Linked DNA regions of Homo sapiens: region 2 is linked to region 1. Evidence: chromatin loops called from intact Hi-C (ENCODE). Cell type or tissue: HepG2. All regions are shown on one strand. Links, peaks and the distances in the headings refer to the core of each region. The heading gives the core; the rest is flanking DNA. Region 1 holds the start of ACOXL-AS1 (ACOXL antisense RNA 1). Region 2 overlaps LOC124907868 (a long non-coding RNA gene).

What was found. A loop is a pair of places that touch in the nucleus more often than their neighbours do. Peaks named below come from ENCODE experiments on the same cell type or tissue, not always from the same donor. Only the 100,000 strongest peaks of a DNase experiment are listed, where the experiment ranks them.
Region 2: it touches region 1 in a loop (2.1-fold over the local background); 19 of 110 quality-filtered maps call a loop at or near these places.

The regions. Positions count from the first base shown.
Region 1 is chr2:111,108,416-111,116,752 of GRCh38, forward strand. All of the region lies in intron 17 of ACOXL (acyl-CoA oxidase like), which reads left to right. It overlaps ACOXL-AS1 (ACOXL antisense RNA 1), which reads right to left and starts at 7,173. Exons shown (of 4, transcript NR_122074.1): 1 at 7,105-7,173; 2 at 5,724-5,883. In HepG2, for the core only: no CTCF peak of the experiment used is centred there; no DNase peak of the experiment used is centred there; H3K27me3 peaks cover 1,349 bases.
Region 2 is chr2:111,174,995-111,183,331 of GRCh38, forward strand. It overlaps LOC124907868 (a long non-coding RNA gene), which reads right to left. Exons shown (of 2, transcript XR_007087189.1): 2 at 5,926-8,337. Among named protein-coding and RNA genes, the nearest start is that of BCL2L11, 58 kb to the left of the region's middle. In HepG2, for the core only: no CTCF peak of the experiment used is centred there; DNase peaks (open chromatin) are centred at 1,628, 4,017 and 4,297; H3K4me3 peaks cover 600 bases.

The DNA.
Region 1 (8,337 bases), core at 19-8,018:
CTGCCGAGGCTGGAGTGCAATGGCACAATCTTGGCTCACCTCAACCTCTGCCTCCCAGGTTCAAGCGATTCTCCTGCCTCAGCCTCCCAAGTAGCGAGGATTACAGGCATGTGCCACCACGCCTGGCTAATTTTTGTATTTTTAGTAGAGACAGGGTTTCTCCATATTGGTCAGGCTGGTCTCGTCCCGACCTCAGGTGATACCGCCCGCCTTGGCCTTCCAAAGTGCTGGGATTACTGGCGTGAGCCACCATGCCCGGCCGAAGCGCACAAATCTTAATGGTGCAGTTCAGCGAGTTTTGACAAATAGCAGACTGTATAATGCAGATCTCAGTCATGTTAAAGAAAGTGTCCATCACCCAATAAATTTCTCTCAGACACTTTTCCATCAATTCCTCACCCTGACCCCTGAGTTTCTAACTTTATTATAAGAGCTCAGTTTGCCTGCTCCAGAGCTTCGTAGGAATGGAAGCAGATAGATGTAGGTTTCTTTTGCTCAGTATAATGTTTCTGAGATATTTGATGATTCATTCCTTTTTTAAATTAATTTGTTTATTTTTGCTGAGTAGTATTTCATTGTATCGGCTCAGCCCATCTGTCCTCCCAAATGCTCATCTCTCTAGAACTCACCTAATCAGAGTCTCCAGGAACTGGCCTTGTTACCTCCAGCTGACCTCAGCTGCATCATTCCATAGGTATTAAGGTGCAGTGTTACTTATACTCATCTGTGGGAAGAAAAAATAACTGAAGACTTAAGACTCACTTCTTTTTTCTTTCATTAACACAGTTTGTATTGAAAAAAATGTTTATTCTCCTATTAATGGACATTTAAGGTGTTTATGGACTGATGTTATGAATAAGATTGTCAGGAATATTTTTGTGGAAGATGTTTTATTATATCAAATTTAGAAACATTTCAACCATTACATCTTCAAGTATTTTATGTCTCATTCTTTCTGACTTCTGAGATTCCAATGGCATGTATGTTGGATTGCCAATATATTCCCACATGGTACTGATGGCCTGTTCATTTTTTTTTCTCTTTGCCCCATTTGGAATAATTTCTATGAATCTGTTTTCAAGATTATTGATTTTTGTTCCGCAATACTCACTCTGCTGTTAAACTCATTAGTGAATTTTTATCTCAAATATCCCATTTTTTCAGATCTAGAATTTTCCTTTCATTCTTTCTTAGGAGTTACATTTATCTCAGAAAATATCCCATATTAATCTATTATATCCATTTTTCTCCTTCTATTTTTTTTTTTTTTTTTTTTTTTTTGAGACAGAGTCTCGCTCTTTCACCCAGGCTGGAGTGCAGTGGCATGATCTTGGCTCACTGCAACTTCTGCCTCCCAGGTTCAAGCAATTCTTGTGTCTCAGCCTCCCAAGTAGCTGGGATTACAGACATGCACCACCATGCCTGGCTAATTTTTGTATTTTTAGTAGAGACAGGGTTTCACTATGTTGGCCAGGCTGGTCTCGAACTCCCGGCTTCAAGCAATCCACCCGCCTCAGCTTCCCAAAGTGTGGAATTACAAGCATGAGCCACCGTGCCTGGCCTTCTCCTTGTAAATTCTTGAACACATTTATAATAGTTGTTTTTAAATCTTTGTCCATTAATTCCGGTAACTGGTCATCTCTAAGTCGGCTACTGATTGTGCTTTCTTTAGATTTGGGGTCACATTTTCCTGCTTCTTTGCAGGTCTAATAACTTATTATTGTACTTCAAACATTGTCTATAACAGATTTTACTTTCTTTTGTTTATTTTCCTTTCTTTTGTCTGGTGGTTAGGGTCAGGGTCTAGTCATTAAGATTCCTCCTAGAGTCAGGTTGAGCAGGAGCTGCTTTACTTAGACTGAGTTCACTGTGCTTAGTCCACCCACCCCATCACACTACCGTCTTTATTCTTTCAGAGTTTGAGCTGTGAAAATGGTGAACTACAGTTTCAGATATCTTTGATTCACCTTTGGGTTGAACTCCAGCGCAGCTCCAAAGTCTATGCACCACAAGGATACATGGGACCATGCAAATTTCCTCTGCTTTTCAGTTTCCATGAACTGCTGCTTTCATAGCAAAATTCTGGGTTGAGGGTAAGAATCGCTAGGCCAAGTGTTTGTTTCTGTGCTAGGAGTTCTTCCCAATTCCAGTCCATCTGGCCATTTTTCTCATCCCTTCAAAGTCTCTCCATCTCTGTTAGGCCCAGTCTTCTGTCCACCTGTCCCCAAAACAGGCACCTACCCCATGTGTGGAAGCTTCTGTGGATGTTGGCTTACCAAGAAAGAGCTCATCTCTCTGAAATCACTTCATTAACGTTACTTTCTTATGTATAGTGCTTTTCAGTAGCCCCATAAAACATCTGATTTTTACTTTGTTCAGATTCTTCAGTTTGTAACCATGGAGCAAAATTCTCTTGAATCTATCTACATTTTAACTAGGAGCCCTCCCAGTTGATTTTCAGATCATTTGGGACAATGAAGTTGAATATTCCAGGACCCACTTACACAGAATTTCTCCATAATAACTTTGGACTCTTATTGTATTTTTAGTTTTGGCAGTTTGTGGGGATTTTGCCTCTTGAAAATTTTTGACTGAAGATTATTCCTTCTTGAGTATGTTTGCATTTCTTTGGGTTTGTACTTACAAAACTAAACTATCAGTTGATTAAGTTTTTTTAATTTATTTTATTTATTTATTTTTTTTAAACAGGATCTCACTCTGTCACCCAGGTTGGAGTGCAGTGGCATGATCTTGGCTTTCTGCAACCTCCACCTCCTGGGCTCAAGCAATCCACCCACGTCAGCCTCCCGCATAGCTAGGACTATAGGCATGAGCCACCACTCTCGGCTAATTTTTGTATTTTTTGTAGAGATGGGGTTTCACCATGTTGCCCAGACTTGTCTGGAACTCCTGAGCTCAAGCAATCCACCCACCTCGGCCTCCCAAAATGCTGAAATTACAGGCATGAGCCACTGTGATGCCATATTTTTTATATGAGAAGTGTGCAGCTAATACTCCAGCTTTATTACAACTACCTAATTGAATATTCTTTCTTGTTTCATGTAAATGCCTTTGTCTGTAGAAAATGCTACTATGAGCAGCATTGTGGTTACTTTAATCCCATTGCCAAAACATTTATATGGTTTCCTGTATTCTAAAGGGAAAGGTATATGCACTTGTCTTCTTTTTAAACTTTTCCTCTTATGAATCAGTAGCAGTATGAATAAATGTCAGAAGTTCTTATTAAGTGGTTAATGTTGATGCCTCTGTCTCAGCATTCTTGTTTTAGGTAATGATGATTAAGCAAACTTTGTCATGGAAATACCAGAGTTAGAAAGAAATTGTATTTATTACTAACTAGAGAACCCATGATAATAACAATAATATTTATAAATAATCAACCTGCGCCAAGTTTACTAAATCCTTCCATCTTAGAGATAAGGAAGGTAGTATGGCTTGGAAGTGGCAATGTCAGAGTTCAAAGCCCTTTTTCTCTACCAAAGTGGACATTGTCAAAATACTTAGTAAACAGCCAAATTGTGTACTCTTTAGTTGAAGAAAATTGCAGTAGAAAGGACATTTTAAAGGTAAATTTTCTTCAAGTTTAATTATTTAGTGAGGGTAAACAAAAGTGATTTTGTTGTTGTTTGGTAAGGAAGGCAATTTCTCTATTCTAACATTTCAGATTATGCTAAATATTGTTTATCAACTGAAGGAACAAATCAACATAAAATATAATTTAAATTGATTCAGAGAAAATATTAGCTGGAGTCCTGATTATTTAATAGACCTGTGGAATGTCATTTTATGCTAATGAAACTTGGTTGCAGAGAAAACCAATGAGAATGTATGTGTTCCTGGGACCAGGAGACGCACCAAGCTAAGGTCTGACCCTCCCTGGAGGAGCCAGCCAGTGGGCAATGAAAACAGGAATGGAGCTCCCCTTTCTAGTAGTTGTTGGGTAAATTGAGAGAAGTAGAATCACAGCACACGCTATGAGATTATGCCTCGTGTGAGTGTTTCAGGTTTATTTTTCTTTCATTGACTGCTTAGTCAGGCATAAGGACTAAGATGGGAAATTAGCTGCCACAGACCTACCATCTGATCCTTTACAGAATGTTTGTCTAAAGGGAAAGCAATTCTTCAGGATAAGTGAGCGAGGAGGAGATAAGCCAGGCCAAGGCCTCTGTGCATTCAGCGAGTTTGGAAGTCTGCAAAAAGTGAGAATAGGTGCAGGTTAACTACTTGATTGTGCCCATTTTCACCAGTCACGATTTGCCAGTCCATGTGCTGCTCTTTTGAAGGCACTTGAATTGTGTTTGACTTAAGGTGGTGATCCAAAGCAGCAGGGAGGGGCCTGTTGACCAGTGTGGAAGGGCACTCCCAATTTACTGAAGGAGAATCTGCAGAACAGAGTTGAAGCCTTGTCCTTCTGCAGGTAAAGGTCCTTCTAGGTCATCAAGCTGGACTTTTCACATGGTAGCTGGCTCTGAAGCCGATATCCTTGGCACCTTCCTCCGGTGGCAACATCATAGAGTACTCCTGGGCACCATTACTGCCCTGGTCCTCTCAGAGAATCTGAGCCAGTGTGGCTGGGCAGATCCATGTTCTCCACACTAGGCACACACAGAATACAGATTCTGACTTAGGAAGAACGTCAAGGGTCACACGTCTGCCACAGTGGTGGAGGCATTTGTCAGTGCAGCACCACATATCCTCCAGCAACTGGAAGCAGTGAGGCACTGGGGGAAAAGATGAAGGCAAAAGGGTAGACAAGGCTTTAGAAAAAAAAAGCCCTGGATTAAAACTCTAGTTGCATCAGTTACAAGTTATGTGACTTAAATTCTTTAAGCCTTGGTTTTCTCATCTGTAAAATGGGTTGATACCTGATAGAGTTGTTATGAGTACTGAATAAGACAGTGAACCTAAAGCCCTCCTCTGTAATCTGGCACACAGTAGTTGTCCAGGAAATGTCAGCATGGGGCAGAACACCGAAGACCTTGGTTACATATGTAAAGTGCCATATGTTGCCACATAGCATTGTTATAAAGATGCTGGAGATAGAGCAGACTAAGTCAAAGACAGCTAAGTAGCTCCCTTCTGTACTTCATGCCTTTACCTGCCTGGCCCTCCGGGATGGAATGTGGAAAGCATAGATACTGCACAGCAGAGATGGATCCTTGGCAAAGGCTGGAGTAACAAGCTATGAATTGTTGATTGGGGACTAGGGTTGCACGAGACAAGCATGGAATAAAGGTGGCCAGAGGCACCTGCCAGAATGCCAGTTATGTGTCACAGCAGAAGCAAAGGTGATAAATGACAGCCACAAGTAGCACAGAACCTCATTTTACCAACCACTTTAATCTTATTCCCTCATCACATCTTTTAGATTAAAAGATGTTTGTTCATTAATTAAGGTTCCCCTTCCTGTAAAGTTTCTAGCTCAAAATCTAGTTAACCTAAAATGAAGTCAACTGAAAAATAATGGACAGGAAATTACATTAATGGCTCACCAATATCTAACAATCCCTTAGAAAGTAAGAGTTGGCTGCATAGAGATTCTTTTTGGAAAGGAGGTGGAATTGATTCCTTATAGCAAGTAAGTTTATTTGTTGTTTTGCTTAGTCAGGTTAAAAATTTCTATTTCTGTGCATTAACCGGTGATAATGACTGATACTTATTCTGTGGGCAGGCAGCCTGGACAGTTCTTTGGCTAGTCTTACCTGGGATCACTCCTGTGGCTGCAGTCATCTGAGTTCAACAGGACTAGGATGTCCAAGATGGCCTCTCTCTCATATCTGGCAGTGGGTGCTGGCTGTTGGCCAAGGCACCTTGGTCCATCTCTACGTGGCCTTTTGTCCTCCAGCAGGCTAGACTGGGCTTCTGCACAGCAGGTATTCTCACGGTTATAGGAGAGTGATAATGGGGGATTCAAAGCTTCTTAAGGCCTAAACTCTGGAAATCACACAGTGACATGTTCCCCATATTCTACTGGCAAAGCAAGTCATAACTCAGCCCAGATTAAAGGGATGGAGAAAAAGACTCTACCAAGGTAGCCAGACGAAAGGGGCTAATGAAGGGACATTTCAAGTTTGGGTAAGGGATTTTTCACAAAAAACAGCATGTGGTCATCTTATGCTGAGAACAGGGGTGAGACATATGGGAAGAGGCAGGAAAACCTTCTGCATGGAGTCCTAGGAATAGCTGGGGTGTCCCTCCAAGTGTACTGGGCACTTCCCACCCTGAACATCTATTATAGGACTAACACCATGCCATGCTGGGAAAATATGGTTTGTTCAGAGGACTGCAAAGCTTAGTCACTGCCCATCCTTGGCCATCCTACTCTCCCAACTGAAATAAGGAAACTGTAGGGAGAGTCAAAAAGAGCAGAAAAATAAATTGAGTACTGCAACTAGATGGAGGTGGGAAGCCAAACTGATGTTACAATTTTTCCCTCACTCCCAAATATACATATTAATATAGTCAAACACAGTGTCATCCCTTGAGGGCTGAGTGCTTCTGCTTTCTTTAAAGCAGATATTCTCAAATTCCACTCACTGGCTATTTCCAGTGGACTGTACATTCTTATTGCTTGTAGAGCAATAGTGCCCATGTTTAGGTTTGACCTTAAAAAATGTTTTTGCAAGAACCTATAACTTGTTCATACTTTTTTATTTTTAAAGTATACCTATTCATTTGTCTTTTTCAAAAGCTGGTGAATTTTCTTTGTAAAGATATGGGTAAGCTTGAAGTACTTTGTCCAGCATAAATGGGTCATAAACTGGCAGGGCAGAGGACCCCTACACTATGTGCAATTTTTATGCTTATAGTATGGAAGCATGTTTGGTAACAAAACTAAACTTTAATAATACACTGCTTAGCCCCATATAAAAATACCCCCTGGTAATAAAAATACTGTAACTGTGTAATAATCAATGCTATATTATCTTCTCAAGTTTATTTTGTATTAAAGAGATCATATATTTTTAAAAATTTTTAAAACGCCTCAACAGCTTCACGATGTGAGACCTGTTCCTGTAGTGTGTACCATTAAACCTCTAAAGTCCAGAATTGTACCTAACACTGGGTAGGAATCCAGCATACCATTTGTGAGTGAAAGGATGGTAATTATTATTATCATCTTGACAGCCAGGAACAGAGGTGGGTGGGTACCTGGAATCAGAGTCAAACAATAACTAAGAGTCAAACAATAACTAACAGGAATGATGCCGGATCCGTCCATTGAGACAATAATCATTCTGAGGTTTCTGTTGCAGTCTAGGAAAAATGGAGAAGGCTAGAAGGAGTATTTTAAACTGCTCCAGAACTTTAGATTTAGAAAGAATCTTGGCAGTCAACTCCTCTTCACAGCCAGTTCATTTTTCTTCTCTAGGGTGCCATTGGAGGGCACACTCCCTGAACACTTATGAGTGAAGAAACCCTCCTTTTCACCAGCCATTGGGTTCCTTTTCAAGTTTATTTTTTTAAAATTTTCTTTATATTGAAATCTGCCTCATTTAATTCCTACCTCTGGCCCTACGTTCTGTTTTTGGCACCAGATAGATAAAACCCATACTCTATTTTACACTCATTCAAATCATTGTATTTCCCCCACCGGTGAATATATTACCAAAGTTGGTTGAGTTTCATAATGCAAACCCAAAGGGAAAATTATCTTGAATAATCATATGACAATATGTGGAAAGTTTAGGGGCTGTGTACGCCACCTCATGGTTTTGAACTGTGTGGTTAAAGACGTTGAGAGTTGACAGATTAGTCAGGGATTTTTCAAGAGTATTAATTACAAACTTTGAAATCTTGGTCAGTGAAAGTTCATTTTAGTGCATCTTGCAAATACGATCAAAGGTCTTTTCAGTACTGATTTGATGATGCTTAACCACAGTGTGTGAAGAATGAAGTTTTTCATTAGAAATTACTGGTGTAATAGAGCACATTTTCAGGGAAGATGTATTGTTGGACTATTACAATTCATGCTCTTCCCCCACCATATCCCTACCCTCTATATTCCCCATCCCCTATTTCCTCCACCTTCCTCCTTGGGACCTCACTGAAAACCTGAAATGCTCTGAAAACCTGAAATGGCGTTTTGGACTGCTGCAAGGGAAACTGTGATCTTAACAACATCAGTGCGGCTCAGACATGACCACCATGTGAGGGCAAAGGTGGGGCTGGTGTAAGTGATGTTGTTAAACCTGTAAAAATAAACCATGAAAACCTGGGGATTTACTGTGATTTGGGGAGTGAAACAAATTTACCACTGGCCGAAAACTTGAAAAATGGAGTACAATGTGTAGATCAGAAGAAAAGAAAGCCGTC
Region 2 (8,337 bases), core at 24-8,023, 67 kb after region 1:
GGGCTGGCCCTACATTCCCAGGACAGTGGAGGGCTCTTGTCACAGGAGTAACATAATCTGATAGAAACTCCAGATTACAGGAGACCAAGGGGACATGGTGACTGAATGCAATATACTATCTGGAATTTTCCATTGCTATAAAAGACATGATTGGGGCAGGTGGTCAAATCTGAAGAAAATATGTAGATGTTAATATTGCATCCATGTTAATTTCCTGATTTTGATCGCTGAACTCTGGTTAGGTAAGAGGATGTCCTCATTTTTAGGAGATACACACTGAAGTATTTAGGGGCAAGGGGCAACAGGTAATTTACTCTCAATGTTCAGGAGAAAAATGTGATGTGCTTACATGCATGTGGGGCAGGATGGAATGGTGGCAGTTGGAAGGGAGAAGGATAAAGCAAAATGTGGCAAAATGGTAACATCTGGGTACTCTGGGTAAAGGCTATAAGAAAAGTGTCTCTACTATTTTGCAAACTTTTTGTGTGTCTGAAATTATTTCAAATAAAAAGTTAAAAAATTAAGAGCTGTGCCTGGATTGTGGCTGTGCCTGGATTGTGGCTGTGCCTGGATTTTGGTCAGGAGTAGAAGTCAGGAGTCCACCCCGGGAGACCTGGGATGTGGACAGAGGGCAGACAGGCTTTGGAGGAAGAGGAGGGAGGACTTCCTGATGTGGAAGGTGAGGGAACAGAAGGAATCAAGGATTCTAAAGGATGATTTGGGTCAGAGCAATTAGCGGGGATGGCGCTTCCTGAGAATAGAAGCAGGAGTGGGAAGTGAGATCGGTTGGGGAGGGGCTGGGGTGGAGGAAGAGTGAATGGAGAGTTCTGTTTTGCTGGACCACGAACTCAACTCAGGGGTTATCTAGAAACAAAGGGCTGTCAATTCATTTTAAAGGGCTTTTTTTTAAGTTGAGTTTCTGGAAAGAAACTCCAGGAAGGTGGACTGTACCCACTGGCTGCTTAGAGAAAGCCTGGAGCATGAATATTTAGACATTTGCTTTAATGAAGCACTCTCATAAGCCGGGGAAACAGGGCCTTGAGCATCTGTTCATGAGAGGTGGATGATGGCCCAGTGGCGCCTATGGAGCATCTATGAACACAGGCCAGACAGGGCACAGGAGGGAGGTCCTCAAGCCTAGAGGATGTTAGACTCCCCCAGGGGCTTTTACAAAATACCCATACCAGAGGCCCACCTCTCTGAGTCTGTGGTGGGGGTGCAGTGTCATATTTTTAAAGGGTCCCTAAATGACTCCAGTGTGCAGCTGGGCTTGGGAGCTGCTGAATGACAGCTTGCTCAAAACTGCCAGGGATGACTCCAGCAGTGGTGGGGCAGCCACAGCAGCATCGGGTCCAGCAATGCTCCCCAGGGACAATGCTCTGAAGGACAGCAATCAGCAAGGTGCTTTCTGTCTGTTTAAATTTCTGTTGTAGTTGCAAAATGATCAATTCTCTTTTCTGTTTCCCTTTGCCAGTTTGCCCTGGCACAGGCATCCATGCCTCCAGCCAAATTCAAGGTGAGTGGAGGACAGAGTGTGCTGTAGGGCCCAAGGCCAAGGCCAAGGCCACGGCAGGGTGGAGGTGAGGTGGCCCCGGGTTGTGAGCCTGGGGAGAGCCCAGTCATCATCAGGTGAGTCAGAGCCTTCAACTGACAAACCCAAAGAACTCAGCGAGCTCAGAGACGGGAGGCGGAGCCATAGTGTGGACCCCAGAAGGGCTAGAGGTAGAACCGAATCTGTGTGTGGCACAGGCAGTGAACGTGGGTGGATCATGCTGTGCTTGAGCCTGGCCTTCCATAGCTCAGGAGAGTGTAGAGTGTGAGGGGAATCTCATAATCATGGGAAAAGTGTCATCATCGTCCCCTGAAAAACAAGGACAGGAGGACACACAGGGGCAGGCTCTGAGAGAGCACATTCAGGTGTGAGCACTTAGAAGGGAAAATGATGATTTGTGTTGGGGAACAGACCACAATGCACATTGCACCCGGTTAGACACCAAGCTCTTCCAGGGGAACTTCTACTTCTGATTGCTCAATACTATGCAGAAATGGCCTCCGTGGGAGCCTCCACAGGCACACCCTTGCCCGCTCCAAGTCCCTCCCAGGACCAGACTCTCTGTCCCTGCCCCAGCCAGCAAGGCTCAGAACAGTGGCTGCTCCCAGGTAACTCCCAGCCTGATTCCGGGTCCAGTCACCAAGCTCTGGGGATGGCCTTCTGATGGCTTATAGGTAAATGCTCTCATCCCTGCTGGAAGATCCTAATAACATTTTAAATTGTGTCTCTCTGTCTGTGGGGCTGCTAGCATTAGCCAGTGTGCCTCTGACTCAGCGGGATCTCGCCGTACCTGGCACCTAGTAGGCACTCAACACACCGTTGTTGGATGGGTGTGTGGCAACTAAATGTCTGACGAGGACTCAGGTAAATCATCTTCTATGAAAGCCCAGTCTTTTCTTGGCCTCTTGACCTTCATCATATGTATGTACTGTTTGCACTTTCTTTTTTTTCTTTTTTCTTTTTTTTTTGAGACAGAGTCTTGCTCTGTCACCCAGGCTGGAGTGCAGTGGTGCGATCTCGGCTCACTGCAATCTCCACTTCTCAGGTTCAAGCAATTCTCCTGCCTCAGCCTCCTGAGTAGCTAGGATTACAGGCGTGCGCCAGCACACCTGACTAATTTTTGTATTTTTAGTAGAGACTGGGTTTCATCATGTTGGTCAGGCTTGAACTCCTGACCTCATGATCTGCCCACCTTGGCCTCCCAAAGTGCTGGGATTACAGATGTGAACCACCGCGCCTGGCCTGTTTGCCACTTTCAAAAGAGTAGTGAGAACATGGAGCCTATTCAAATGACAGAACTTTTTTAAACAGCAGGTCCAGCCAGCCCTTTGGCAAAACGGCTCTCCCTTTTAGACGCCCCTTTTTGCCTCCTGGTAGCCCCCTCCTCCTTCCTCATCTCACCTGTTTGGGCCCTGGGGCCACTATTTCTCCTCTCCTTTTTAAAAGCTGCTGTCCAGGGCCATAGCGCTGCCAGGATTCTGATAAATAAGTTCACCTGAAGAAAATGACTGATCATGTCTTGATGAACTCACTGTCACTGGCTGCTCTGGGTGGCATGTGCATTTCGGACAATTTAGTTGCTTCTAAACTTGGTGGCTGGTATAAAACAGAAGTCTTCATGAGTCATAAAAAAAGGACACGTTGGAGAAATAAATGTCAATATTATGGGCTCTTTTATGGAGTATGCCCTATGCCGTTGCTTAGAACAACCCAAGCTCACTCCCGCCTAAGGCTGCAGCTGCCCGCTTTTTCTAAATCGCTCTTCTCTCTATAGCTACAGGGCTGGCCTCTTCAGCAGTCAGGGCTGCTTGAATGTTACTTTCCAGTGGCACCTTCCCTGGTCACCCACTCATTCCCACCTTCAGTCTTACTATCTGGGCAGCAGGCTTTGCGAACACTCTGGGAGCGCCAGCTTTAATGTGTGCTAGAACCTAGGATTACTAGACCTGGGAGTGGCTGTGGAATGATAGGGAAGGACTCAGGTCCTAATCTCTGGGGGCCTGGACTATGTGCTCCATGAGAACAAGGGCTGTGTGAATGCCATCCTCGCATCCCTAGCACTGACACATAGTAGGTGCTCAGGGAATGTCTGTGGGATGATGTAGCTCTTGCTTCTGGAAGAATGTGGCTACCCTACAAGCCTGGACAAGGTAAAGAAGTACTAAGTTGGGTGGGAATGAGAGAAGCTTCCCATCTCCCTCCAGACCCCTGATAGCATCCCTCTGTGGGACCCCGTCATATATGGCCTTTCACAGTACACCAATGGGCAGCACCCAGATGGAGGCTGCTCAAAACTTCCCTCCAGAGGAAATCAGGCGTAAAGTCCTTGCCTACCAGCAGGCCAGGGCAGCCCTGGGTCACAGTGGCTGTTTTGCAATGGTGTCTGGGAAGAGGCCTCTGGGAGCTCTTTCTCAATGGAACCAGGCTCTCACAGGCATCACAGGTCATATCCCTGTTGCCTCAACCTGGTCCAACTCACAGAACTGACCTACCTAGTGGGGCTGGGAAGGTTTAGGCAGACAGACAGACAGACAGACTGCCTGAGGTGTGAGGGAGTACACTTACCCCCTGTGACCAAAACCCCATGTGTGGCCAGCGTGGCCGATTACTCATGGTCTGGGGAGGGAGGACAGCCGGATCCAGAGGTAAAGTCTAACCCATGGAGTCCTAAGCAATGGGAAAGGAGCCCCATGTGGATTAAATAAACATATTCCTGCCTGCAGATCCCCTTTTCTAAATGCATAAGGCAGATGTACTATCTGAAGGACTTTGGACTCAGTGAGTTGTGACTTATGTAAACAATACCACACTGACTTAAAAATAATCCACAAGGCAGGAAAAAAAACCTCTTTCATTGTTATAAAACTGAACCAAGATTACATTTTTTTCTCCTGTAATTGCTTCTCAGGGTCCGTAAATAGACCTTATTATAAAGAGCTGGGGAGGGGAACAGCAAATCAAGATAAAGTACAACCTTTTTTTAGATTATTTATGGGTTTTTTTTTTTTGGTCTGATTCTGAACCCTTTGAAGAACTGAAGGAATATATAAAGTAAGTTAACTGGTTTCATTCCAAGGAATGTCAAATAAAACTCCAGTTTCAGAGAGACAGAACTCTACCAGTGTTCCCAAATGCCAAGAACCTTCTATGTCATGTTTTCTGGGACCTAACGTTATTCTCCTTAAACCTGCCATGATTTTCAGTTGAAAAATACCCAAAGTGGATGCGAGCCTTGCCCAGGGAGGGCATCCTGAATGTGTGATTCCCATTTCCCACAACTCAGCGAGGGAGGAAGACCCTGACCAAGAGGAGAGCAGTGATCACTGCTTAGCAGAGAGTAGCTTCTCAGGGACTTAGCATTTGAAACTGACAAGACATTGACCTCAGTTGATCAGCCTGAGCCACCTACTTTTCTTGGCTGCCTCTTCCCCATTCCAGCCACTCTCTGTGTTTAGTTCTTTTTTTTTTTTTTTTTTTTGAGACAGGGTCTCGCTCTATCACCCAGGCTGGAGTGCAGTGGTGTGATCTCAACTCACTGCAGCTTCTGCCTCTCCAGCTCATGCAATACTCCCACCTCAGCCTCCCAAGTATATTGGACTACAGGCATGTGCCACCATGCACAGATAATTTAAAAAAAAATTTTGTAGAGATGGGGTCTCACCGTATTGCCCAGGCTAGTCCTAGAACTCTTGTGCTCAAGCAATCCTCCCGCCTCAACCTCCCAGAGTGCTTGTCTGTGAGTTTAGTTCTGATGACTGAGTCTAGCTGTCCAAAGACGCTGAACTGCTGAGCTCCAAAGAGGGCTGGCCTCTCCCCCGCACCTCTGTGCTGGACTTCTTCAGCACCTGTGAAGGGCCCAGCTGAGGCTGTGGCCAGCAGAGGAAGGGGAACCTTATCCCTCACCTGGTCCCACAAGAGACCACAGGAGGTCTGAAGACATGCCGCCCAATTCTCTGACATTATTATGTCTGATGTTGGTGGCCACTCTGGACACTTGCCCTCTCACATTTCATATACACCCATGTATTTGTGCCATCCGCATATCTCTGATGGCTGGTGGCAGTGTCTGACTGCATCCCAACTCTGCTGAGCAAGAGGTACACGTAAGACAATAGTAGCCAGCACCCAAAGCAACATTTAGGCCAAAAGAATGCACATGTGTGTGAAGGTCTGTGTGTACTTATGCCCGTGTGTTGGAGGTTGGGAGGGATGCCTGATGATATTTATTAGTCACCTTCTTGTACATGCAGTTTTCACGCAGCTTGTTCCTTAGTGCTCATGTCAGTCTCCAAAGGTGAAGATTATTGAGGCCCAGGCACATGAGGGCTATTTCAGTTTACTAGAGCTGCCATCACAAGTTATCACAAATTTAGTGGCTTAAGACGACAAAAATTTATTTGCTCACAGTTTTAGAGACTTGAAATTCACAGTCAAGGTGTTGGCAGGCCATACTCACTCCAAAGGCTGCTTTGTGGCAAGTCCTTCTTTGCCACTTCCAGCTTCTGGTGGGTCCAGGAATTCCTTGGCTTGTGGCTGCATCACTCCAATCTCTTCCTCCATTCTCCCATGGCATTCTCTCCTGTGGCGTGTGTTTGCACGAGTGTGTATGGGGTCATTTTGTTTCTGTGTCCTCTCCTGTTTCTTACAAGGACACTTGTCATTGAATTTAAGCCCACTAAGACAATCCAAGATGATGTCACCTTAAGATCCTTAACCCAGCACTTGGGGAGGCCGAGGTGGGTGGATCACTTGAGGTCAGAAGTTCGAGACCAGCCTGGCCAACATGGTGAAACCCCATCTCTACTAAAACGACAAAAATTCGCTGAGTGTGATGGTGCATGACTGTAATCCCAGCTACTCAGGAGGCTGAAGCACAGGAATCACTTCAACCCAGGAGGTGGAGGTTGCAATGAGCTAAGATCGCACCACTAGACTCTAGCCTGGGGGACAAAGTGAGACTCTATATGAAAAAAAAAAAAATCCTTAACCCCCAAAATGTCACATTTATAGGTTCAGGGTGTTGGATGTGGGGCAGTCTTTCAGGGTGCCACAGTTTAACTCACTACAAAAGGAGACATTTAACACTTATGGCACTGTTTTGGGTGCTTTGCCTGAATTATTTCCATTAGTCTTCAAACAACTTTAAGAGGCATGTGTAAATTATTCCCCCATTTTTACAAGTAAAGATATCAAAGTGCAGAGAGGGGAAGTAAGCCTCCATAGTCACACATCTAGAAAGTGGCAGAACCTGGGCAGGGGTGCTCCAGAGCCTGCTGTGGCCACAGGGTGACTTGCCTGGCTCATAGAGCTGGTCAAAGGCAGCATTGTCACCTCCTGGTCAGAGTCTTCACCTCCACCTCCTGATGTCATCATCATCCCTGGTAGCATTCACATCCAGTCAGACAGACCATGCAGCACCATAGAGGCCACTCCCTCCTGGGCTCCTCAGGTGCCCATTCCTGCAGTCACACCTGTACCATCCCATCCTCAAATCTGGATTCCAAACACCTCTCCCAATCCTCCCAGCCCTGCAGGTCAAGATTCTCCACTGCCTCAGTTTCTTGGCTTCCTTGAGAATTTCAATGCAGTGACTCCCCCTCCTCCCTCTTGAGCCTCCTTCCCAGCTCCTCTTCCTTCCTTCTTTGTCCAGCCTCTGCTACATGGTTCCTCATCATTATTCCAGTGTGAATTTTCTCAGCAACTCTGCCTTTCTATCCTTTGTCACAGCCCCTTGGCAAAGTCCCAACCCTGAATGAAACCTCCCATCCGCTGTCTCCACGCCTGCTCCAGAGCAGTTGCCTGTTCTTGGAGATAATCACACAATAGGGCTGGCTGATTTTGCTCTAAATTCATGATCTTGGCCCATGCACTTGCCCTCAAGACTGCCAGGCAACCCCACCACTCTCTCTAGTAGGCCACTGCCCACTCCCAGATGACAATTTTACTTCTCTTTTTCCTCTCACCTTCCCTTCCACCCTGCTCTCTCCCTCTGGTTCCAAGGGACCCTTCCCCTTCATTACTTCACTCAACTCTCATCTTCCCAATACCAGACTAGGACCCATCCTGGCTGCTTCTCTCTTCTGCTTCTTCCTGTGCTGATGGAGAAAGTCCCTCCACCTGTGCTCTGAATTCATCCTCTCCAGCTCCTTGGGAACTTATTGCTCTCATTGTCCCTCTCTGGCTCTCTCACTAGTCTCTTGGTTTTTCTAGGCAAGTCCAATCAGCACCCAGACATGCTCCTCCCACCTGCAGTTCATCTATCTCCAGCCCCTCCCGTTGACAACTACTTCCCAATCCCTCTATTTTCTTTTAGAGTCAGATTTCTCCAAAGAATATAATTTGTTTGCAGTCTCCATCTCTTAACTCCCATGCACTCCTGGACCCACTGAAGGCTAGCTCTGCTCCCCAGTACTGAGACTGCTTGGTCAAGGTCACCAATGACTCCAACTGGCCAGGCCCAGCCCCACTCTTGGACTTCATCTTAGTCCTGTGACAATATTGACCCCTTTTTCTGCAAACTCTTGCCTCTCTGTTTCTACCACATTCTGCTCTCCAGGCTCTCCTCGTTCTTCACTGGCTGGTCCTCCTTTGCAGGTCCTCCTCCTTTTTCTGACTCCTCCTTGGTCTCCCTTAGGCCCTCTTGGGTCCTCTTTCTTCACTTCACAGGTGAGTTCGTGAAATTCCATGGATTTAAATACTATTCTTATGCCGATCATTCTAAATCTATATCCCCAACCTGGACTTCTTTGAGCTTCCTTCTGACTTGCAGATTCTATTGCCTGCTG